Linked DNA regions of Mus musculus: regions 1 and 2 are each linked to region 3. The links are chromatin loops, found by intact Hi-C in ENCODE. Cell type or tissue: heart. All regions are shown on one strand. Each heading gives the region's core, and the rest is flanking DNA. Links, peaks and the distances in the headings are about the cores only.

Region 1 (7,840 bases), core at 2,714-5,213, 80 kb after region 3:
GTTGCTGGGAATCAAACCTGAGTTCTTTGCAGGAACAGCAGGTGTTTCTAGCCTCTGAGCCATCTCTCCAGCCCCCTTTCCTGACCTTTTTAATGTCAGGTTATTCTACATACACCTTCAATTTAGTTAACTTTTAAAATATTCTTAGTGTTTTAGAAGTGTTTTAGAAGAGAGCATATTTGCTTTATTAACACTCATGGACTGTATAAAACATACCATACTCCTTTGCAACATGACGACAGAAGTAAATCTCTTTAACCAATAATTTATTATACTTGGTGTTTTGTTTTGTTTAATGATAGAAACTCCGGGAAAAACAAAAAGCTGTACGAGAAAGTCATGGTCCAAACATGAAGCAAGCAAAAATGTGGCGTGATCTTGAACAACTGATGGAATGCAAAAAACAGTGCTTTCTAAAGCAGCAAAGCCCAGCTTCCATCGGCCAGGTAATTCAAGAGGGCGGAGAGGACCGGCTGGTTCTCTGAGCCCTGTGTCGGCCGGGCTTAAGTCGCATCTGCGTAACGTGATTTCTTCTCGGAAGTGACTTATTCATCCTTTGCTTTCAGACTAGCCGTCCCTTCTCAGTTGTCTTGGAAATGAAGTGAAGGCAGATGAGGTTTTAAAGGTCTTTTTAACTGCAGGAGAGGCTTTCGTTGTTTGTTTAGCTTAGCCGTCTAGTGGTGTCTCCTGAGTTTTATGGGAAAGGGCTAAGTTTGCTCTCTGTAATGTAAGCATGTGTCCATTAAGAACCACGTAGCTTCTCAAGCTGTGAGGACTGACGGGTAATGCTCTTCTCAGTCTGTCTCTGACTTGGAGGACTCTTTTAGGAACTAGGAGTTCGTTTGAAGAAGCTTTTGTCTGAAGTCAGCAGTCGCTACAGTTTCACTTCAGTTTCTTTCTCTTCTATAAAATACAAACCAGTTAATGTTGTGAAAAGCAATTGTGATGTGATGTGATTGCAAAGTAAATAAAGCCTGCGGTGGCCTGCCGTAGCTGTTGATCTTAAAGAACATAGTTGTGTCAAGATTGTTTTAAAGTATTTTATAACATTCATGTCTCATCTCAGGATTCTCACTCATTTTCATCAAATGTGGACTTCATAATACAATACTTGCATTGTCCTGAGGACTGTTATTATAAATATAAAAATTGTCATAAAATATACATGCAACATAGGCTGGAAAGCTAACACAGGATTCCTAGTGAAATTAAGACTCTCATGTGCTCCCAGCCTCTGTTCCATGTGGACTACATACTTACAGATTTCTTTGGTTTTCATTAAAGAAAGATATTAAACTTGTATGTTCTCTTTTTACTTCATTTTTGCTTCAGTCTGTGTTTCAAAATGTCTTTAGAGTCAAAAACCCAGATTTTAAATTGTTAGTATGTCCTTTGTAGGCTAGTTCTTTTTAACTACCCTTGAAAAAAATGTAATGAAAATTTGTGTTGTGTAAAATATACAGACATGGATCTCTTTCTCCCAAGTTTAATCTACTCTTAATATTTGTTTGAAAGCTTTTTTGTTAGTAATCAGAATCTCAGCGTCCACCTCTGCTCTCCACACATCCGTGTACACACACACAGGCGTGCACACACATGCACACACACACACACACACACACACACACACACACACACACAGAGAGGAGGCGGGAGGGGAGGAAGGAGAGGATGAGCATTCTGTGTCTGTGGCTGACTCTGGTCCTCAGTTTGGTTGCCCTCTTATCTGGGCAGTGTCAACTCCCAGCATTGTCCTTCCGCCCTTTGGTAGATGGGAAGCTCCAAGAGGAAAGGCTGTGTGTTAGTGTATGGAAAGAAACCCTTCTTAATTCAGTAATCATTTTTGGACACCAAGGTAGATTATGCTCCTGTCAGATCAGCTGTAGGCTTGGCATGTTTTTAGTAGTATAAAATGCTCCATTAGCCAGAATGTGAATTCTGTAACAAATACTTGAAAGACTAGATGGCATTTCAAAAAGGCACTTTACTCCCCAGAGGAAACCTCACAAGGTCGTTATACCTAGAAGCTAATCTGTTTTTTAGCTCCATACTCCGTCATTCTCTTCTTAAGTTCTGGAATTGAGAAGGGCAGCCCCAGGCCCACTTCAGATTCTGATTGATTCTCACATTCCACCTTCACTTGCACAGAGCAAGAGTGTGGATTACACACCAAGGCAAAGCAGAACATCCTTATCACTTCAAGAAAAGCAAATTGGAAAAACCTCTAAAAGAACAAGTTATTTATAGCTTTTACATAACATTGGACACTTAGTAACGCAGCTTAATGGGTTTCATGCAGACTTTCCTTCCACTCGCCCATGACTTGATTGGAACATTAAGAAGCTTTGACTAACCCTGACAGTTTTTGACAGCTTGTACTTAGTAAAGAAGAGCTTGCTCCATTATTTTCTTTCAAGGTTAATATGCTAACCGGCTAATTGATGAGCGCACTTAATCATTTTAGAAAATAATTGTGTCTTTCACATGATGGCCCAAATAAAAGAGAAAAATGTCGCCTGCGAATCTGCCTCTGCAGTCAGCTTTCCTTCTCTGGGGCTTGGGCTGCTAGCTGTTGTGAGGACTTTGACTGTCAGTGGCAACGCCCTCTTGCTCACTATTGGTTCAGGAAATAATCCTGTAAATATGCCCTTTAAGAAGAATCTAGAAGTCGGATGTACTTCCTGTTACAATTGGCTGAATTCAAGGTCACACTTTGCAGTGCTGGGGAGCAAGCTAGAAGACCTCAGAACACTGGAGAGTGAAGGGAAAGGACCCAGAGACTGTGAACCGGCTAGCTTTCCCTCAGGCTGCTGCTGGCTGCTGCCTTGCTTTTTAATTCAGCAGGCAGCAATTCTAAAACAAGCCATTGAGTCACACTTGTTTTTAATTGATGTTTGTCATTCTGCTGAATTCTTAGCATGCATGACATTTATACTTTTTTTTTGGAAAATTTTAAGGTCTATGCACTTTCCAAGTGTATTTCTTAAGTTTTTAATGCTAAGATGATAACAAGCATTTTTAAAAATAATTTGAGTAAAATAAGAGGCTATATATGCACTCAAACTAAAAATGTGTAAATTGGCAGGATTCTTGGATCTGAATTTGGGGGGGGGGGTGCATCATGAGTAACACAGAAAAATCTGTCTTCACAGAGGCAAAGTTTATATTAAAAAATAACTGTGTTTCTCAGAGAAACCTCATCTCACACAGGTCCTCGCCCAGCGCTGGTGAATAACAGGTTTGTTCCCACAAAGAGTTCTAGGTGCTTACATCATGCCTCTGGCTTGGCAGAAAGGGGTTTGCCTCTGGGAGCAGGTAATGGGTGCCCACTTGGATGCTTGGCCTTCCCATAACCTGCTTGCCCACAGTTGGGCCCTGTTGTGGTGTGGGAGGTGTGAAGCATGTGTAGTGCACTGTCTTCAGACAGTCTCCAGCAGCCAGGAAAGAGACAGAGCTGCACCTTTGTCACCAGTGTAATTACCTCTGTCCTCATGCTGACCGAGGCCTCCCTCCGTCTCCCCTAAACGAGGGCAGTCTAATTAGAGTTGTTTGCGGTGGCAGCTAGGCATGTGGTGACTGTTTCGTCTGGGGAGGGTAGAGATGGATCATTAAAGGTGCTCTGTGTGTTTTGATGTTTGACTCTTCTGTCTTAAGACCGTCTTCTTTAAAAAACAAAGCAAGTTCACTGGGCAAGAATATGGCTTATTCTTACCCAGTCCTTGCAAAAGAAATAATAATAATTATATAAAAAAAAAACCCAGAGTCCAAATAAGTAGTTTTTTGGGGTTTTTTTTGTTTTGTTTTGTTTTTTGAGAGGCCTGGACAAACACGTGCTTTCTGCTCCCAAGCTCCCTCTTTTGGCAAACTGGGAGTACTTTCCTGGTCACTGGTCATTGCACAATTTCCTTTCTAGAACCAGAAGCCTTGCGTCACTAAGCTAAGGTTTGCTGCTATGGAAATTCACAATTCAGAATATGCGGGGAAATGAAGAATTCCTGCTTCCCAGTGAGGTCTTAAGTTTCCACTTGAGTTCCGGGTGTGACAGTCGGTCCCTGTGAGTTGCTGTTTAGTGTAGCACTTTGGTGGGTAGCTTTGAGATCAGCAGAGAACAGCAGGCTCTGGTGCTTGAATGACTCACCTGCATCTTCCTTTGTTGGAGGGACCTCTGAGGGAGCCCTGCCAGCCACCGCAAAGCCGGTCTGCTGCTGCTCTTGCAGCAGATTGCCTTCCTGCTCTGAAGAGCAATGCAGCTCCCTCCTTAAAGAGGCTCAGGCACAGTACTGTGGTATCCAAGGATGGACTTAACTAAAGCATTCATTAAACAAAGCAACAAATTAGCAGATACTATCTCCCAGAGCTCTGCAGTCATGATAAAGAAGAAAGGGCATGAACCGTTGCTGAGTGCCAGGCATGTGCCAGGCATAGTCCCAGAAGTTTCTGTGGGGAAGCAAGGTGATGCTCACAATGAGGCAGGCCAGGTAGACTTCACACTATGACCCAGGTGATGACTGTGGCAGAGCCTGCATCCAAGATGTATGCTCTTAGTTGCTGCCTTGGTGCAGAGTCTGTTGTAAGCAGTACTTATTTGTAAACAGTTGGTGTCTGTCTCTGAACTATTGCATGCATTAAATTCTTTTTGGTAACATAAACTTAGAGGACCTTGTTAAAGAATGGATCTGGGGCCCGGAGAGATGGCTCAGTGGTTAAAAGGACTGGCTGCTCTTGCAGAGGACCTGGGTTCAATTCCCAACACCCATCTGGTGGTTCACAACCATCTGTAATTTTTTAAATACAAACAAACAAACAAACAAAACAAAACATAATAAGCGAGACTATAAGATATGCTTATTACATTTATTCAATCAAAATTATTTTTACTACTTTATAAACATCTCTTGCCATTTTTTTTTTAAGTGCCGAGACACAGCTTCTTTCTGAACTGGAGAATATTTACTTATCTATAAGTATTATCTTCTGTGTGTGACTCTTTACTAAGTTACAAAATGTAAAGTCTACACGACCTCATTTTTGCTCTAAAAACCTCATAGCCAGACAGGCGTGGTGGCTGAGCAGGTAAAGACTTGCCACCAAGCCAGGTGATCTGAGATGGCCCTTCAAACCCTTACGGAAATGAAAGTTGTATACACAATAAACAGAATTTTCCAAACACACAGACTCTACATAGAAAAGTAATGCTATATATTTTGAATGGTTTGAGGAATAATTTTAAAAAGAGTTGAGGCATGTCTAGATTTGCAAGACTGTGTTAAGATTTTATGGAAATCTGATGAAAGTTTTTTGGAAAAAAATGGAAGCTATACATTTAAGTCCTGGAGAGATGCTCTGCAGTTAAGAGCACTGGCTGCTCTTACAGAGGGCCTGGCTCGGGTTCCCACCACCCGCGTGGAGGCTTACAACTACCTCCAGCATCATAGCAACTGATATCCTTTTTCTCTTCTCCTGGAGCACCACACACACACAGTCCACATACAAACATGCAGGAACACGGACACACATACATACAAACACAAGAGCACACCCATAACTAAGTTTAAAATTCACTTAAGGATATGTATGGCATGTTCAGGAAATGATGAGAGATCTCAGTGTGTGGCCGGGTTGCCTTGCCTTGTGAGAGAACGGAGCACCAGTATGTGCTAAGCTCCTGTGTTCTGTACACCAGTCCCTCCTGACCCACAGATCTGCTTTTTGATGCTTCAATTGCATTTGGTCAGCTGTACTCCAAAACTTATCAATGAAAAACATCCTAATAATTCATAAACTTGAACTAGCTTTTATCATAGTATCTGATTTTAAGTCATATTTTATTCTTACTGTCATTAAATTAAAATTTATCATATGTGTGAATGTATAGAGAAAACGGCATACAATAAGAAGGATGGTTTGGTACTGCCTTTGGCCTCAAGGACCCACCAGGGGGCCTCTGAGCTAGACTGTAGGAAAAGGCACAGGAGACTAAAAGGTGTGTCTGCAGGATTAAACAGACCTAAAATACGTTGAGCATCAGTAAACATCCAGACCTTATAGCCAGGTGTTAAATATGCTGGTGCTGTGGAAGTTCATTCAAAACAGGCATCTAGAATATTCCTCCCTAAGCCCCTCCCACTCTGGAGAGCTCTTTCTCAGTTTCCCTAACTAAATCATAGAAACAAAACAAACAAGCACAAAACCCCCAAGTATCTGGATCCGGCACAGTGGTTTATGCGTACTGTCCTGCTTCTTGGGAGCTGAAGCAAGACAAGGGGGCCCAAAGCTCAGGAGTTCAATTCCAGCCTGGGCAATGATGAGATAAAAGTGGGTGGAGAGGTGGCAAACTGAAGACGTGAAAAGATCAAAAACCAGGGATCTAAAGAACACCAGAAAATGAAAAAAGCCAAGGGGGCTTCCTTAACGAGGTGGGGACTGACTGAGCTGGAGGTGACATGCGTGGGAGAAAAGCATGAAGTCTGGGTATCAATACAAGCAACGGGGCCCACAATAGAAATGGCTTACAGTGCTTGTTTAGCCAATAAGCAGAACTATCCCAGATTGCCTGAAAACTGCACTATTTCAAGATATCAACATGTATTACAGAGAGCAGAACTCCACTGGACTTCCAGACACTCACTTTGTGACTTAGGTTGGGTGGAGGGCACTGCTATCCTTTTGGGGTTTAAGAGCTCTAAGGAACCAATGCAGAAATCAAAAGGAAGAAAAGCCCTTTTGGCTGAGTAATCTTTGGCCCGCCCAATGAAGAGAAACACCCATGATTCCACCTCTTCTGGAAGCACGTGTAGAATCTGACTTGGAGAGGAGCAGAGACTCCATGGGGCGTATGAAACCTCCAGAAGGGAATTATCCTGTGGTACAAGCTGGAGCCTACCAGGGATGAGGGAGGGGCTGCTGGGAACCAGATGGCGAGAGCTCTGTGCTGCAGCTCCAGTGATTGATGGGCAGTTCCAGTGATTGATTGATGGGCAGCTCCTGTGATTGATGGGCAGCTCCAGTGATTGATGGGCAGCTCCAGTGATTGATGGGCAGCTCCAGTGATTGATGGGCAGCTCCAGTGATTGATGGGCAGCTCCAGTGATTGATGGGCAGCTCCTGCGATTGATGGACAGCTCCAGTGATTGATGGGCAGCTCCTGCGATTGATGGGCAGCTCCAGTGATTGATGGGCAGCTCCAGTGATTGATGGGCAGCTCCTGTGATTGATGGGCAGCCCCAAGTCTCCTGTGGTCTTGGTTCTCTATCTGTCCCAGCTTCCTTATAGACTTTGATGAAATGGAGGTTCTCTATGTAGAGAACACGTGATCATCTGGGGCTTAACCACGGAGTTGGGAGGAGCAGTATAGACAGGCAGCCAGTTAATTAATGTGTTTATTATATTAAGGGGAGGAGGGTATTTTCACATCAATACTAAGACCCAGCCTTTAAGGAGGTATCATCCAATCTTTTTTATAAAAAAACGATATGCAACAGTTGGGATTTGTGTGTGTGTGAAAAAGATTTGATCACTCTAAGGAATTTAGCTGAGGAACAGAATCTCTCAAAGGGATATTTTTGTTGGGAAAGATTTTTATAAGTTTATATGATTTCCTGTATTTAAAAAAGAAATGGGAGCTGGTGCCTCACAGTGCTTGATTTCTTTCCCTTGAGAGTCAGGAGAGTTTTCATAGGAACAATCACAGCACTGCCAGGGAGAGCCCTAGCCATCAAGAAGACCACTTGCCAGGGACTTGGCCGTGTCAAACAAATGTTCAGCTTCTATTCTGACACTTCTCGAAGAATTTGATTGAAACTATATATGTCCAGATAACACTCAGCAAAGTGGCCTTCTT
Region 2 (7,840 bases), core at 2,714-5,213, 200 kb after region 3:
ACTGGGATGAGGAACAGCGAGCTTACTTTGGGAGTTCTTTGTCTTGAAGGGATCCCATCGAGTACAGCAATGGCATCCTTGTCTAGCTTCAGCATTGTGTAACACTCAGCCATTTTGTATTTCACTTCAATTTCAGATGGAAGACACTACGAGTTAACAAAACACCTTTTGAAATATGATATCAACAACATGACAGTTTTTCAAAATAAAAAGAATAAGTCTTATAATCTTATAGCAATTCTGCTCCTAGATATACAATCAAGAAATGAGAATAAAGCCAGGCGTGGTGGTGCACGCCTTTAATCCCAGCACTCGGGAGGCTGAGGCAGGCGGATTTCTGAGTTCGAGGCCAGCCTGGTCTACAAAGTGAGCTCCAGGACAGCCAGGGCTATCCAGGCGTGGTGGTGCATGACTTTAATCCCAGCACTTGGGAGGCAGAGGCAGGTAGATCTCTGAGTTCAAGGCCAGCCTGGTCTACAGAGTGAGTTCCAGGACAGCCAGGGCTACACAGAGACAACCTGTCTCAAAAAAACAAAAAAAAAAAAGAAAGAAAAAAAAAGAAATGAGAATAAAACCCGGCAGTGGTGGCACACATGTTTAATTGTAGCACTCAGGAGGAAAAGGCAGGGGGATCTCTATGAGTTGGAGAGACCAAGCTCACCTAACCAGGACACAAAGCACCCCAGCAGCATCAGCTGTGAGGGACAGGAGAACCCCAGTATTCATTAATACAAAGATGAAAGAAAAGCAGCACTCGGGAACCATGGAATATCATGTGATAATAACAAAGAATATAGAACTGTTTCATTCTATAACCAACCAGCTCAGTGCTGAAACAAGTACTTCAATCTTGTCTCTTAGTATGTGCATACATACATATACATATACGTATACGCGCTGGAGATGGCTCAGCAGTTGAGAGCACTGGCTGCTCTTCCAGAGGTTCTGAGTTCAATTCCCAGCAACCACATGGTGGCTCACAACCATCTGGAATGGGATTTGATGCCCTCTTCTGGTGTGTCCGAAGATAGTGACAGTGTACTTAAATATATAAAACAAATAACGTACATTTCCTTTAACAAGTAAATAAATAAAAAAAAAACCCAAATAAATAAATCAATAAATATATACACATAGACAGTCACAGGCACGTCAGACGGTGGTGGCCACCCTTTCACGTGGCTCTCTGAATTTGAGGCTAGCCTGGTCTACTTCCAAGACAGCCAAAGCTACATAGAGAAACTCTGCCCCCCAAAAACACAATAAATGACTGACTGAGTGACTGACTGAGTGACTGAGTCTGCTCTTACTCACCTGACTCTGTGGAGTAGATGCAGAATTCCCAGTGGAAGGCCGCACTTTGGAAGTCTTACTTAAGGCTTTCTTCTGCTGTAAAGCCATGGCGTACTTACTCACAGCATTGCGGTACTCCTTATCGTGAAACAGAGAGTCTGCATGATACACCAAGAGCTGGTACTTCTGCGACGGGGAAAACAGCTCACTAGAACATAAAGGAAACAAGTCCTACATGGGTTATTTTGAAAATTAGAAAGAGCACCTTGGTGTACCTAAGCCTACCACAAAAACCTTCTATCACGCCAGCTTGCAAAAAAACATGAATACAGCCGGGCGTGGTGGTGCACACCTTTAATCCCAGCACTGAGGAGGCAGAGGCAGGCGGATTTCTGAGTTCAAGGCCAGCCTGGTCTACAAAGTGAGTTCCAGAGAAACCCTGTCTCGAAAAACCAAAAAGAAAAAAAAATATTCCTTAAATTTAAGTGGCTTAATGAGAGGCACAGCATTTGAACACCATGCAAATATGGCCAAAACATCTAAAACACTATCTTACTGTATTGTGGTTTTGTACAATGTGTGTTTTCTTACTACAGAAGCTAATGATACCTATAAATCAATACAATGAACAAATGGAGAACACAGGCTTTCCTTCCCATTTTTACATCCTTCCATCTTTTCTGGCTTTTTGAGACAGCAGCTCACCTGTAGTCCAGGTAGCCCTGAACTTACAGCAATCTTCCTGCTTCTGCCTTGGAAGTGATGGGTCACAGAATGGACCGCTATGCCTACTCAATAAGACCTCTTAATTTAGTACTGTTTTACATACACCTCTATTATCTTAGGTTAACATCAAATTTTATGGATAATATTGCCAAAGGATAGCAATAATTACAAAAAAGCTAGAGACTCTAGAAAGAAAATTTACCACTCTGAATTATTTCATTGAGAAACTCAACAAAACAGGCTCCTGCAAACTTCAAATACCAAAGAAAAAAGCCAGTAAGAGAACACAATTGGAAAGCCAGAATGGCAGAGTGATAACGGATTAGTCTATCTTAGAGTCATTACTGTGATTTATATGCGTATGTGCACAGGTGCACGCTGCTGCCCAGAAGAGAAGGTTGGACACACACCCCCCTAGGAACTTGACATGCATGCTAAGAAATTCAAGTCCCCTCAAGAGCAGCAAACACTCTTAACTATGGCGCCATTTCATCTCCCCAGGCCCTAAAGGCTCGTTCAATTCTACAGACACAAAGCAAGCTTGCCAGCACTAGAAGCACACTGTCACCTGGACTCTCAGGTGTCTAAAGTCACTGTGTGGGAATCCCATGCTTCAAACAGTCCTCTGCGCTCTCTCTCTATCTCTCTCTGTGTGTGTGTGTGTGTGTGTGTGTGTGCGCGATGGAGCCCAAAGCCTCACAAAGGCTAGGCAAGCCTATCACAGAACTTCAACCTCTAACCTCAAAAAGATGCAATAGTCCTTATAAGCAAGGTTAATGCCGAGACACTGCTTTATTTCCGTCCTGCATGGGGTACCAAGCCAAGGTCTCTGCATGTTAGGTAAGCAGTCCACCCACAGCTTATCGGCAACCCTGGTTACCACTCTTGTGTTTATACCTCCAGTCCCACTCCTTCCCAAATTAAGTAATGGTATATATTTTCCTCTGAAAGGTAAAGAACAGACTGAGACAAGGAAGTCTATAAAAAGGTACTTATTTCATGCTATTATTATTTTGTTTGGGCTTTTTGCTTGTTTCTTTGTTTGTTTGTTTGGAGTCAGGGTCTTACTGTATAGCTCTGGCTGTCCTGGAACTCACTCTATAGACCAGGCTGGCCTCAAACTCGGAGATCCACCTGCCTCTGCCTTCTGAGTGCTGGGATTAAAGGCGTGTGCCATCATGCCTGGCCCAAGTATTTTAAACACAGGGGAAGCCATATGTGGTGGTGTAGATCTTTAATTCACTGAGATTTGGGAGACAGAAGCAGGAAGATCTTTGAGTTCAAAGCCAACTTGGTCTACGTAGCCAGTTCCAGAACAGTTAAGACTATAGACACTGTCTCAAACAAACAAAATGGGAGACAATTTTTTTAAAAAACCAAACAACTAGGTACCACTACCAGGTAGGGTCATATATTCCTGCAATCCTAGCATATGGAAGCAGAGGTAGGAGGACCAGGCATTCAGAAAGCTATCCTTGGGGTCTGGAGAGATGGCTCAGAGGTTAAGAGCTCTGACTGCTCTTCCTGAGGTCCTGAGTTCAATTCCCAACTACCACATGATGGCTCACAACCATCTGTAATGAGATCTGATGTCTTCTGCTGGGGTGTCTGACGACAGCTACAGTGTACTTACATATAATAAATAACAAATCTTTAAAAAAAAAAAGAAAAAGCTATGCTTGGCTACATAATCAATCCAACATCAGCCTGAGTTATGACCCTCTCTCAAAAGGGAAGTTAGAGGGGCTCAGCAGTTAAGAGCACAGGAATTTTGCAGAGGATCCAAGTCTAAATTCCAGCACATACATCGGGCAGTTTACAGCTCTTTGTAACTCCAGCTTACACCTCCAAGGAATCTGATGCCCTCTTCTGGCCTCCAAATGCACCAGGCACATAAACATAAAAACCAAAGTAATTCCAAGTCTATTAGCAGTCAGTCCCGCAGTCAGTCCCTAATGTGACTTCATTTGGTAATCTATAGTACCTTCTTAAAAAATAAGCTGTATTATTATGTATGTGTACTTAGGAACCTGTGTACAGGTACATACAACAAAATCATTCAAAAGAGTCAAATGGGCCGGGCGTGGTGGCACACGCCTTTGATCCCAGCACTGGGGGGGTGGGGGGGTGGGGGGGCAGAGGCAGGTGGTTTTCTGAGTTTGAGGCCAGCCTGGTCTACAGAGTGAGTTCCAGGACACCCAGGGCTACACAGAGAAACCCTGTCTCGAAAAACCAAAAAAAAAAAAAAAAAAAAAAAAGTCAAATGGGATAGATGGAGTCCATAATCTCAGAACTTGAAGGTAGGAGCAGGAGGATCAGGGGTTCAAGGTCAGCCTCAGCTTCACGAAGACCGGTGTGCTGGCTCAATCATCATTTAATTCCGACACTGTGGAGTCAGAGGCAAGTGGATCTCTGAGTTCCAGGACGGCCAGGGCTACACAGTGAAGCTGTGAGGTGGGAAAAACAGAGGCAAGCAAAGTACTGCTTCCTCGGTTTTGAACCTGACCCAACCACCATCCTTCTCCAGAGAGCACTGCTTTTCATGTATCACTCCAGAGACACTACTCGCTCGGCAAGTATGTTACAGTGTGTCTTAGTCAGGGTTTCTATTCCTGCACAAACATCATGACCAAGAAGCAAGTTGGGGAGGAAAGGGTTTATTCGGCTTACACTTCCACACTGCGGTTCATCACCAAGGAAGTCAGGACTGGAACTTAAGCAGGTCAGGAAGCAGGAGCTGATGCAGAGGCCATGGAGGGATGTTCTTTACTGGCTTGCTTCCCCTGGCTTGCTCAGCCTGCTCTCTTATAGAACCCAAGACTACCAGCCCAGAGATGGTACCACCCCACAAGAGGCCCCCCCCACTTGATCACTCATTGAGGAAATGCCTTACAGCTGGATCTCATGGAGGCATTTCTTCAACTGAAGCTCCTTTCTCTGTGATAACTCCAGCCTGTGTCAAGTTGACACCCAAAACCAGCCAGTACACAATGACCATTTCCCGGGCAGAGCGATATCTTAGGTAACTGTAAAGGCTAGATCCAGCTGCAAGGCATTTTAGGTAAGAATTCTACCACTGAACTATGTTATCAGTCTTATTTTGTTTTTGGACAGTGTGTACACTGTCTCTTCAACAAATATCAAAACATAAAGGATGAAGGTCAGAACTTATCTGCTTCCTGTAGCTAAGAACTTGCCAATCTAACCTAACGTGGAAAAGCATGGGTTAGCCCAATTCAGTCTAACTAGAGGAGGACGCTCTATAGCGTTCAAACAGTGCTAGAACGTTGTCCCGACCCAAGAGTAAAGATTAGGGCATTATCCCCAACACAGGAAACCATTTGCTATGAAGCACCACTAAGATTCTGGGGAAAAGTCCTCAACATCAACACAGAAGGCTGACAGAGACCAGTGTCCCTCGTGTCACACTAAGAAGCTGGTGACCGGGCTGGTGAGATGGCTCAGTGGGTAAGAGCACCCGACTGCTCTTCCGAAGGTCCGAAGTTCAAATCCCAGCAACCACATGGTGGCTCACAACCACCCGTAATGAGATCTGATGCCCTCTTCTGGAGTGTCTGAAGACAGTTACAGTGTACTTACATATAATAAATAAAAATAAATAAATAAATAAAATCTTTAAAAAAAAAAAAAAAAAGAAGCTGGTGACCAAATGATGTGTGTGCCTAGTCGGTCCAAAGCACACTAATGAATTGGAGTGGGGGGTAGTGACTGAATTACAGGCCCCTCACAGCCCTTTGGCTGTCTCACTAGACTAGCCTCAGCCACGCCAAATGCAAATGTCTGCACGGAGTAGAAGGCTACTGTAATGTTCTTTGGAAGCACTAGACAGTGGTGGACTGAAATACAAACTATCTCCAATCATAGACAGATCCACTCGCTCCTCTATGTTCTCCAGGGTGTGATCTTGGTCGACCTACTGGACCTCCCTGTAATAAACACATTTCCTTAGCATTTTTTTTTGTTTTGTTTTGTTTTGAGACAAGGTTTCTCTGTGTAGCCCTGGCTGTCCTGGAACTCACTCTGTACACCAGGCTGGCCTCGAACTCAGAAATCCGCCTGCCTCTGCCTCCCAAGTGCTGGGACTAAAGGCATGCGCCACCACTGCCCGGCTCAGGCAGCGGTTCTAAAGTGAAGCCACCGGTGCCAATGCTTGCTCTGAGAGCGCTCGGGCAGGAGGAGAAATTAGAGAAAAGGAATGACTAGGTTGACTTGCGGAGCCACGTCGAAGAGTGAGCAATGATGGGGAAATTTTTAAGCAAGGCCCTTACAGGCAATTCAAGCCTACAACTGTCCCGGGCTTCCTTTGAGACGCAGTAAACCCGGCTAGATAGAACTGTCACTCCATCGGTAGTGTTTTGCCTAGCACGCCTGAAATCCCTGGTTCGATCCCCAAGGTCCACACGCACACTGAGAGCATGGTGGGGGTGTAAAACACCAGTTAACCCCCCCCCCCCAGCTTCTGGGAGGCGTAGGCAGGAGGGTAAGAAGGTCAAGGTCTTCCTTGACTACACACACACACACACACAGCCTGGGGCAGGCTAGCCTGGGCTACAGGAGACCCCTGTTTGTAAACACAACCACACAAAACCAGTCACTCCCCGGCGGCAATGTCGGGCCTTACATTAGACTGCCAGGGTTCCTTTTAAATTAAAAAAAGGCGCCACCGCGCCCGCCACCGATGCTCTCAGTCTCGGAAAGTGGGGTCCCCTCCCTCCGCTGGGGTGGCACCCCCACGGCTGACACTCGGTGGACTGGGTCCCCGGGACTCAGGGGACTTCGTCGTTCTGGAAGGAGCCAGAACTCCGAGGCCACCGAGGCCGGATCCCGCGCAGCCCTCCGCGGGACCACACCGTCCCCCCGCCACCGCCAACCCCGGCTCCCGGGACCGCCACCTCCCCGCCTCTCCAACTCACGGGTTGTTGTTACTCATGGTGAGCAGCAGGCTGCTGAGGAGCCGCACGTTGGAGTGCAGTCCCGCAGCCGCCATGTCCCGCACGTGGTCTATCACACTCATCCTGCCCGGCAACACCGTGGCCCCCGGCGACACCGCGGCACCGGCAGCGGCGGACAGAACTCCCGGGAACCGAGAGCAGAGGCTCGGGGAAAGTTCCAAAATGGAGACGGCGCCGGGGTCCTTCCGGTCCAGACGCGGCTCCGCCCCCCGAAGATGGAGGTAGCCACGGACGTGCCTGAGTAAAAAGAAGCAGCGGCGAAAGGGTTTTCTCCATCATCATCATCTTCAAAGCCATCCCAGTAGGAATCGTAGTTTTGCTGCGCTAAAGACAGCCTGAGAGGAATGGATGCCTCGCGGAGGCTAGTAACAATGCACAGGAGTTCATCCTAAACACAGCGGAGGCGGAAAACGGACAGTTAAAAATTGAATTTTCGAATCAGGCGCGCAAGGGCTGGCTTTCTCCAACTACGGGAGCGTCCTAGGCGAAGGTGGCACGCCCCCCTCTCCTGGCGACTCTTGTCCCTGTCACTGGGAATAGATTCCTTGGTGCAAGGCATGGCTTGCCCGTCCAAGTGACCCGCTAGATCCAAGTGCGAAGAAAAGATAGTTACAGGGATGAGCTGGATCTCTGATCGCCCCACTGTCAACATCTCAAGCCTTTACGAACTCGTTACTGCATTGCATATTCACAAATCGCAATGCTGAAGCCATTTCCATAGAGGGAGAGAGCCGCCTCAGAAATTAAAACTGCATGCTCTTGCAGGGGAATTCGGTTCCTAGCACCTACCTGGTGGCTCACAACAGTCTGAAAGGCCAGCTCCAGGGCATCCGACTCCTTCCTCTGGC
Region 3 (7,840 bases), core at 3,185-5,684:
TCCAATGAACTGCAACTATTAACATGATGATGGTGTTGATGATGATGATGATGGTGGTGGTGGTGATGATGATGGTAATGACTATGATGACAGTGATGATGGTGATGATAGTGATGGTAATACTGATGATGATCATGGTGATGGTGGTGGCAGTGATGATGATTGTGGTGATGATGGTGATGAGCTATAAGTTCTTGGAAAACAAGGATAGTGACCAGTCCATATCCAGGTTCAGAATTCCACTATTTATTGTTTAATTGTTGCAAAGACTAGTATATATTTTTTCTGCCATGCATGCCCGTGGTGGTTTGAATAAGAACGGTCCTTATAGGTTCATATTTGAGTGCTTAGTCACTGGAGTGGAACTCTTTGAAAGTCTCCCATTCTCTCTCTCTCTCTCTCTCTCTCCTTTTGGATCAGGATGTAGCTCTCAGCTGCTTCTCCAGCACCATACTTGCCTGCTACCACACTCCCCACCACGACGATAATGGCCTCTGAAACTGTAAGCAATGCTTTCTTTGATAAGGGTTGAGTTGGTCACAGTGTCTCAGCACTGCAATACAACAGTGACTACGACTATGCCCTGCTTCCCTTTCCAGCCTCAACCTGAAGTCAATAGACCCTGGTGTGGCCAGACTGTTGGCTGGCTGGAGGCTAGTCATGACTTCTCTATGAAGACTAGAAAGAGGGGTGGAGAGATGGCTCAGTGGTTAAGTGCACCGGCTCCATCTTTGGGTTACTGTGCAAGGTGCTGCTCTAGGCAAGTTCTCTTTTGCAAGGATGTGTTTGGGCGACTGTTTTTTGTTTTTGTTTTTTTTTTAACTCTTTGGGGGTAAAAATCTAAGAGCAGAATTCTTCCACCACACCATCACCAGCTCATGGCAGCTGTTCTAAAGACCTTCCCTTTACCATTGCTTCATCATGGTTTGCCCAGAAAGTACCACTTGGCACATTTAGGCATTCAAAACATACATTAATTTAAACCATCATTTTGCTTTATTTTATTTTATTTTATTTTATTTTATTTCTGAGGCAAGATCTTCCGTTGCAGAGCTGAGGGTCCTGAAACTTTCTATGTAGACCAGGCTGGGATTTTTTTTTTAATTAAAAAATGATTATGTCTATTCAAATGAGAGCATGTGGCATTTGCAAATGAGCCATAGTGTGCTGGGCCGTGGGTGTGTGGGAAAGAGGGGAGTGGGAGAGTGCCCGTGTCCCACCAGAGTTCTGGTGCTCTGGGTAGGCAGATGAGGGAGGACTGCCAGACGATTTCCACATGGCCCGGGGTGGGCATCTGGCTGTGTTAGGCCACTGACCCCACATGGCAGGTGGTGGACAAGGGGCAGCCCCAGGTACCAGGTTCTCAGCCTCAGGCATCCCACACTGGATATGGCAGAGGAACTGAGAACAGAATAGGGACCCCAGGGTGGCACTCAGCCCCGGGGATAAGGAAAGGCAGGATTGGACAGGGGGAGAGGGGGTGCTGGGTGGTTCCCACACAGGCGAGAGTCCTTAGTCCGGGTCCATAGGAAGACCTTCTGATGGGAAGTTAGACAGGGCTTGTTAGGAGAAAGCCTGTCCCATCGTTCAAGCATGGTGGGCCTTCATGATCAGAGACAGTCTATGGTTTTAGAGCTTTATTGTAGAAAGTCAGGGTGAAAGAGAGAAGGTAGAAAGAGAGAGAGAGAGGCCGGCCATGGCCACATGGAGAGAAAGGGGGAAGAGAGAGAGAGAGAGAGAGAAGGAAGGCTAGAGAATAAGAAAGGTGAAAGTTTAAGAGAGCGAGGAGGGGCCAAGCAGCCCCTCTTATAGTGGGCTGGGCTATCTTGCTGTTGCTAGGTAACTGTGGAGAGGAGTCTAGTCAGAATGCCAGAAACTTGGGATATTGTCTACGTGACTGATAGCCATTTGCCCCTCCTGTGAGGGGCTGTAGGGGCGGTAACTTTGACAGGAGCCAGGGGTCCAGGAGAAACGATCAAAAGACTTCCTTCCCATGTAGGTGGAAATTACCACCCACCGGGTCCCACTGGGGTTCAAGACCTAAGCTCAACTGGAGACCAGGTTGTCTGTGCATAGCCCATAGCCCCACAATAGTGTGTGTGTGTGTGTGTGAGTGTGTGTGTTGAGGTCAGAGAATAATCTGTGGATGCCATCTCTTTCTTTACTCCCACTGTATGGGACCCAGAAATTGAGCTCATGCCTTCAGGTTTGCTGGTGTGTGCCATTTCTCTCAGTGAACTCTTACATAATAGTTTCAATACAAGTCACTGTGATGGTTTGCCTTATTTTGAATTTTGGTGGTAGAATCTTTACTCTGAAGTTGAACTCAAGAGAGTTCAAGTCTAGCGTCCGAGTTTATTGACTGTTTGAGCCCAGATAAGTGTCTTAACCTCTCTGAGCTTTGGTTTCCTAGCCTACCTTACAAAAGATACAAGAGAGGTACGCACCTAGCACCCAGCAGAACGTAGGGCCTTGGGTCTGGGGGCAGCTACTCCGGTTTATGTCAAATGACAAGAACTCCAGTCAGTTTGAGGCTCTCTTAGCTTCTTTGCTCTAACAAAAGCTTCCTGAGGAAGAATGGGTTTATTCTGGATCACAATTTTGTGGAACTGTAAAAGGCAGCCTGTTTTGGTTGAATGAGGCTTGCTCCAGTGACCCAGTAGAGACAAACCCACTAGGAAACTCTACAAGAGACAGAACAGTGAGCCACGTTCCCAGAGACAAGTGCCTGACACCACAGAGCCCCCCAATTCCATAATTCTGTGACTATAAATCATGCAGACAATGTCTCAAACTTCTAGCATTCTGGCTAGAGTCCATCCCCACAGTTACCTGACTATAGCCAGGTATGCTCCTCCCTACAGTTACCTAGCAACAGCAAGGTAGCACAGTGCACTATAAAAGGGGCTGCTTGGCCCCTCCTCACTCTCTTTAAGCTCTCACCTTTCTTACTCTCATCTCCAGCTCTCTTTTTCTCTCCCTTCCCCCTTCTCTCCACATGTCCATGACCTGCCTCTCTGTTTCTTTCTACCTTCTCTTTTTCTCCCTGCCTTTCTACAATAAAGCTCTAAAACCATAGACTGTATCTGCTCATCAAGGCCCACTGTGCTTGAATGATGAGATAGGCTTTTCCCTAAAGAGCCTCATCTAACCTCCCGCTGGAAGGAAGGCCTTCCTGCACTCCAGCCACAAACAGGACCAAGGACTCTCGCCTGTATGGGAACCACCCAACGCCCCCTCTCTCCCTGCCTTCTCCCTTTGACCCAGGAGCTGACCAAGCCGCCCCCGGGGCCCCCATTTGTTCTCAGCCCTTCTGCTGTGTCCAGCAGTGTCTGGGATGCCCAATACTGAGAACCTGTTACCTCTGGCCTCCTTTAGGCCCAGAGATCTAAGACTGTCCCTTGTCCACCCTCGTGGGCTAGGTCCATAGCTTCCCACATTCAGACACCCACCCGGGGCTACATGGAAAGGGTGTGACAGTCCTCCTACATCTGCCCGCCCAGAGCACCAGAACTCTTGTGGGACGGGGGTTTTCTCCCACTCCCTTTATTCCCCCATGCCCACTGCCCCGTTAAATTTGAAGGTGAATCTTTGATGGCAGGGAGAGTCGAGGCAATGGGAGCCTGTGGCACGGGGACACATCGAATCCACACTCTGAAAGCAGAGAGATAAGAATGGATATGCGGTTAGGAGCACTGACTGCTGTTCCAGAGGTCCTGAGTTCAATTCCCAGCAACCACATGGAGGCTCTCAACCATCTGTAATGGGATCCGATGCCCTCTTCTGGTGTGTCTGAAGACAGCTACAGTATACTCATATACATTAAATAAATAATATTTAAAATGAAGGAGGAAAAGGAGGAATACGCTCAGCTCCCGTTCTTTCTCTTTCTCCACAAGCCCAGCCCTGGGAATAGGGGCCATCCACAGTGGGAGAGTGTTTCTACACTGGTGGGCCAAGTTAGGATGACCCCATCCCACCCCCACCCTTGTGGATGTGCACAAATACAACTATTGCAGGAGGTTCTAGATTATGTCAACTTGACAGCCTACACTAGCCATCACAGGTAGCAAAGGAGAGAGAGAGAAAGAGAGAGCAAGAGCGAGAGCAAGAGCGAGAGCGAGAGCGAGAGCGAGAGGGAGAGGGAGAGGGAGAGGGAGAGAGAGAGAGAGAGAGAGAGAGGGGGGGGGAGAGAGAGAGATCCCAGACTGGAAAACCCTGAGAGTCTGAGCAGACGACCCTACATAGGTTCATCCTCTCTCTTGTTATGCAGATCAGAGATTAGTCCCCAGTTCAACTGTCTGCTCAATCCAAGGAGAGCTAACTCTGTGCCTTGGGCTTGCTTGTTGTCCAGGAGCTATGGGCATGACCAGCAGAGGGCAGCAATGCACCAACATTCAGTATGGCATCTGCACTGTTTTTGTCTGACCCTGGCCAGGAAAACCTGGTGAGATAATAATGCAGTATGTCACTATTTCCAGATAAGGTTATTTTACCCTCAGTGCACAGTAGAACAAGGTCTTCCCACTGGATACAGATGAAAAGGTTGGGTCTCCAAAACCTAAGGAACGGAACAAGGCTCTGTCTAAACCATAGACTCATATACAGGGTCACAAGCGTCCCAAATTTAGACAGCATTGAAAGGCATGACTGCTGTGTCTGGGCTGCAGAGCATTGGTGACCTTTTACCTGTTTTACGTCTCACAAAGCTCTTTCTGAGTGTCGATATGAGAGAATTTGCATCCTAACCATCCCAGTTTACAGGTCAGAAAACTGAGGCCCCTAAAACTCATCTGCTTCACCACTTGGCTTGATCTTAGAGGTTAAGAGTGGATTCTCAGGAATAGAAGCAGAATAGCAATGCACTCTAGATGTCCTGTAGCATGTTGGTTTTTAAATTTTAATTTAATTTTATAGGTGTGTATACCTGTGTATGTTTATGTGCACCGCATCTGTGTGTACCATGCGTAGGCAAATGCCCAGCAAGCCCAGAGGGCATAAGACACCCTGGAACTGAAGTTGAGGATGGTTGTGAACTGCCTGGTGTGGATGCTGGGAATTGAACTCGGGTCCTTTCCAGGAGCAGCAAGTGCTTTTAACCACTCTCCAGCCTGTTTTTAGTTATGTGCATATATGCTAGTTTATGTCCCGTTGTGTATGTGAGTGCAAGTTCCTCTCAGAGGCCAGTGTGGGATCCCCTAGGGCTGCTGTTACAGGTGGTTGTGACACACACACTCAGTGTGGGTACTGGCAACTGTGCTCAGGTCCTCTCTCTAAGAGTAGCAGTGCTCCTATCTGCTGAGTGGTCCTCTCGGCTCCTTGTGGAGTGTTTTGATGCAATAATACAAGATAATTTCTAGCCCAGGTATCAGCCCTGCCTTCAGATAATTAGGCAGGCTGCTTCTCTGTCTCAGCGCCTGCACCAGCGCTTAACGATTCCTTCTAGAACTGAAATCGCTTTTGATCAATCACAGTCCTCAGAGGATTATCATTGGAACTCGGCGCCAGGAGCAGCTTCCCACCACCCTCTGCTACCCACTCCACCCTCTGCTACCCACTCCCTGTTGCTAATGGCTGTTTGGCCAGTTTGCATGTGCAATGTCTTCAGCAGATGCCTGGGTAGGAGAGGATGATGTAATAGCAAAGCTCGACTCAAATTAGCTCCAACATAAGGAACATGTAACTTGGATGTAACAAGCTGATTGCAAGGTGGTGTGGTCAGCCGTTCACCAACTTCCAAGGGGCTGGAACCCATTTGCGCTCTCATTTCATTGGCCAGAAGTGTCACATGACTCCGCCTAACCCAATCTCAAGCCGGGACAATGAAGTTGTCATAAAGACTTAGACCAGGTTATCAACTAGAGACTTGATTTTGTGGGAAAGCGATTAGTAGTGTCTTGGTGATCCCCGGTGCCGTTACTGTAGCTTACAGGGAGCAATAACCTGTTCTGACACTGTGGTCCCTACCTTCAGGAGTGAGGGACTAGGAGAGAACCAAGTCCGGGTCCTGGTCTCCCACGGGCCCTGGGTTGATTATACCAGACTTGCTTTACTTCCTTTACATCATGGCTGCTTGTCTCTTTCTCATGGTGGAGATTTTGACAAAGCAAAGAAAAAGCACAGGCCTGATATCTCAGGAACCCGCCATTCAGAGGTGGCCGCTATGCTTCTGACAGTCCCCACACCACAATCCCAACTGTTTTCTAGAGATTGGGGTTCAAGTGCAGCGTCTCCTGGTCGTCCATACAGCCCCAACGCTGCAGTATGTGATTCAGATTCTCTGTGTACCAGGAACTCTCAAACCGCTTCAATGAGACCCAGGGATGTTGAATCCAGGAGGCTCAACGTGGGGGACGCAAATGTCCATTTGAACAGAGGAAGAGTGTTTAAAGGAGGCCTTGCCCAAAAAGAGGGCATGCCTCAGGACCACTGTAAGTAACAAACATCTTTTTCATGAGAGGAAGGCTCACTCAGCATTCAGGCCCTTTCCTGATAACATCAGCCAACCGTCCTCGAGAAGACTATTATTAATCCTTTGTCCGTACCTCTTTTTCCGGCCTGTTCCCCGGTTTCCAGTGATTGGTTCCCAGAAGGTGGGCACATGACCACATCAGGCCAATCAGGACCAACGAGGTTCAATTTCATTTGGTAGGAAGGTCTGCAAGGGCAGTCCTGTTGGATATGAGGCTAAATGGAATTCGAGAGCTGGCAGTTATCTTGCCATTATGAATACATTGGTTGCTTATCTATAGGGCCAAGGGGTTGGAGATGAGGCTCAGTTCGTAGAGTGCTTGCCTAGTCTGCACAAGGCTGTGGGTTTGTTCCCCTACACAGAATCAACCTAGGGTGGCGGCACTGCTTGTAATGGCTCGACTTGGGAAGTACAGACACGGGTATCAGAAGGTCAGCTATGCAGTAAATTCAATTGTCATTTTTCTATGTATGGCTGTATTTTTAGGTAGGGTCTTTCCATGTAGTTCATATGGCATTGAATTCACGATCCTCTTGCTTCAGCCTGGTGAACACCGGGCTCTCAGGCATATACCTCATCGCTACTCGGTTGCCTATCTTTGCATATTCAAGTTTTAGTTCATTTCTGTCCTGTGGGTTGGCAGGGCAGCTCAGTGCTTGCTGTACAAGCACGTATGACCTGACTTCCATCTCCCAAACCCCACAGTGGAAAGACAGAGCCGACCCCCAAAAGGATAGCCCCTGGCCACACACGCCTGTTGTGACGTGCGCGCTCCTGCATGCAAACTCATCAGACACACAATAATTATAAGCGAACTAAACATTTCGGTCTCGTGCAACAAAAGCTGGATTCCATTTTGTTACTAAAAGTAAAGGGGAAACGGATCAGAATTAAGTCAGCGAGGGTTTGGAGGGGGGGGCTTGCTGTGTCCCCGCCAGCAAGCTGTGCGGTCGACCAGCTCAGCTCTTCCTCTCTCCAGGCTCTATGCTGGGAAGTAGGGGAAATAACCCACCCATACCTTTGGGGGGGGCGCGGGGGGCGGAGGGCGTGGTTGACTCTGTAGCTGATAGTGCTTCATGAATGTGATGAGAAATAAAAATGTAAGAAAAAAATTCTTCTGAAATGTCAGGGATAATTTTAGAGATCCCAGAAGGGCTTCAGAAGGGCGGCAAATCAGAAAGTAATCCCATGCGCTGCAGGAGCTAACTGGCCACGGGAAGGAGTGAGGTGACTGGAGGGATAAGAAAGCTCCCCTACTTCCCTTTTATTATTATTTTTAGCTCACTTTGTAAACCAGGTTGGCCTCGAACTCAGAAAACCGCCTGCCTCTGCCTCCCAAGTGCTAGGATTAAAGGCATGCGTCACCAC

Evidence for each region. Hi-C counts contacts between places; a loop is a spot of excess contacts. Peaks named below come from ENCODE experiments on the same cell type or tissue, not always from the same donor. Only the 100,000 strongest peaks of a DNase experiment are listed, where the experiment ranks them.
Region 1: a loop joins it to region 3, with 3 times the contacts of the local background. A loop is called at or near these places in 13 of 42 quality-filtered maps.
Region 2: a loop joins it to region 3, with 2.8 times the contacts of the local background. A loop is called at or near these places in 9 of 42 quality-filtered maps.

The regions. Positions count from the first base shown.
Region 1 is chr5:122,543,666-122,551,505 of GRCm38, reverse strand. Ift81 (intraflagellar transport 81) reads left to right here. Exons shown (of 19, transcript NM_009879.4): 19 at 303-1,302. The coding sequence ends at 485. Among named protein-coding and RNA genes, the nearest start is that of 1700040P09Rik, 34 kb to the right of the region's middle. In heart, for the core only: a CTCF peak has its summit at 3,863 (motif pointing left); a DNase peak (open chromatin) is centred at 4,045; H3K27ac peaks cover 1,423 bases.
Region 2 is chr5:122,421,792-122,429,631 of GRCm38, reverse strand. Anapc7 (anaphase promoting complex subunit 7) reads right to left here and starts at 7,188. Exons shown (of 11, transcript NM_019805.4): 1 at 6,954-7,188; 2 at 1,315-1,501; 3 at 27-146. The coding sequence starts at 7,054. In heart, for the core only: a CTCF peak has its summit at 3,885 (motif pointing left); no DNase peak of the experiment used is centred there.
Region 3 is chr5:122,623,978-122,631,817 of GRCm38, reverse strand. Gm32988 (a long non-coding RNA gene) reads right to left here and starts at 7,716. Exons shown (of 3, transcript XR_387697.3): 1 at 6,546-7,716; 2 at 4,497-4,561; 3 at 3,535-3,654. In heart, for the core only: a CTCF peak has its summit at 4,376 (motif pointing right); a DNase peak (open chromatin) is centred at 4,387; H3K27ac peaks cover 1,807 bases.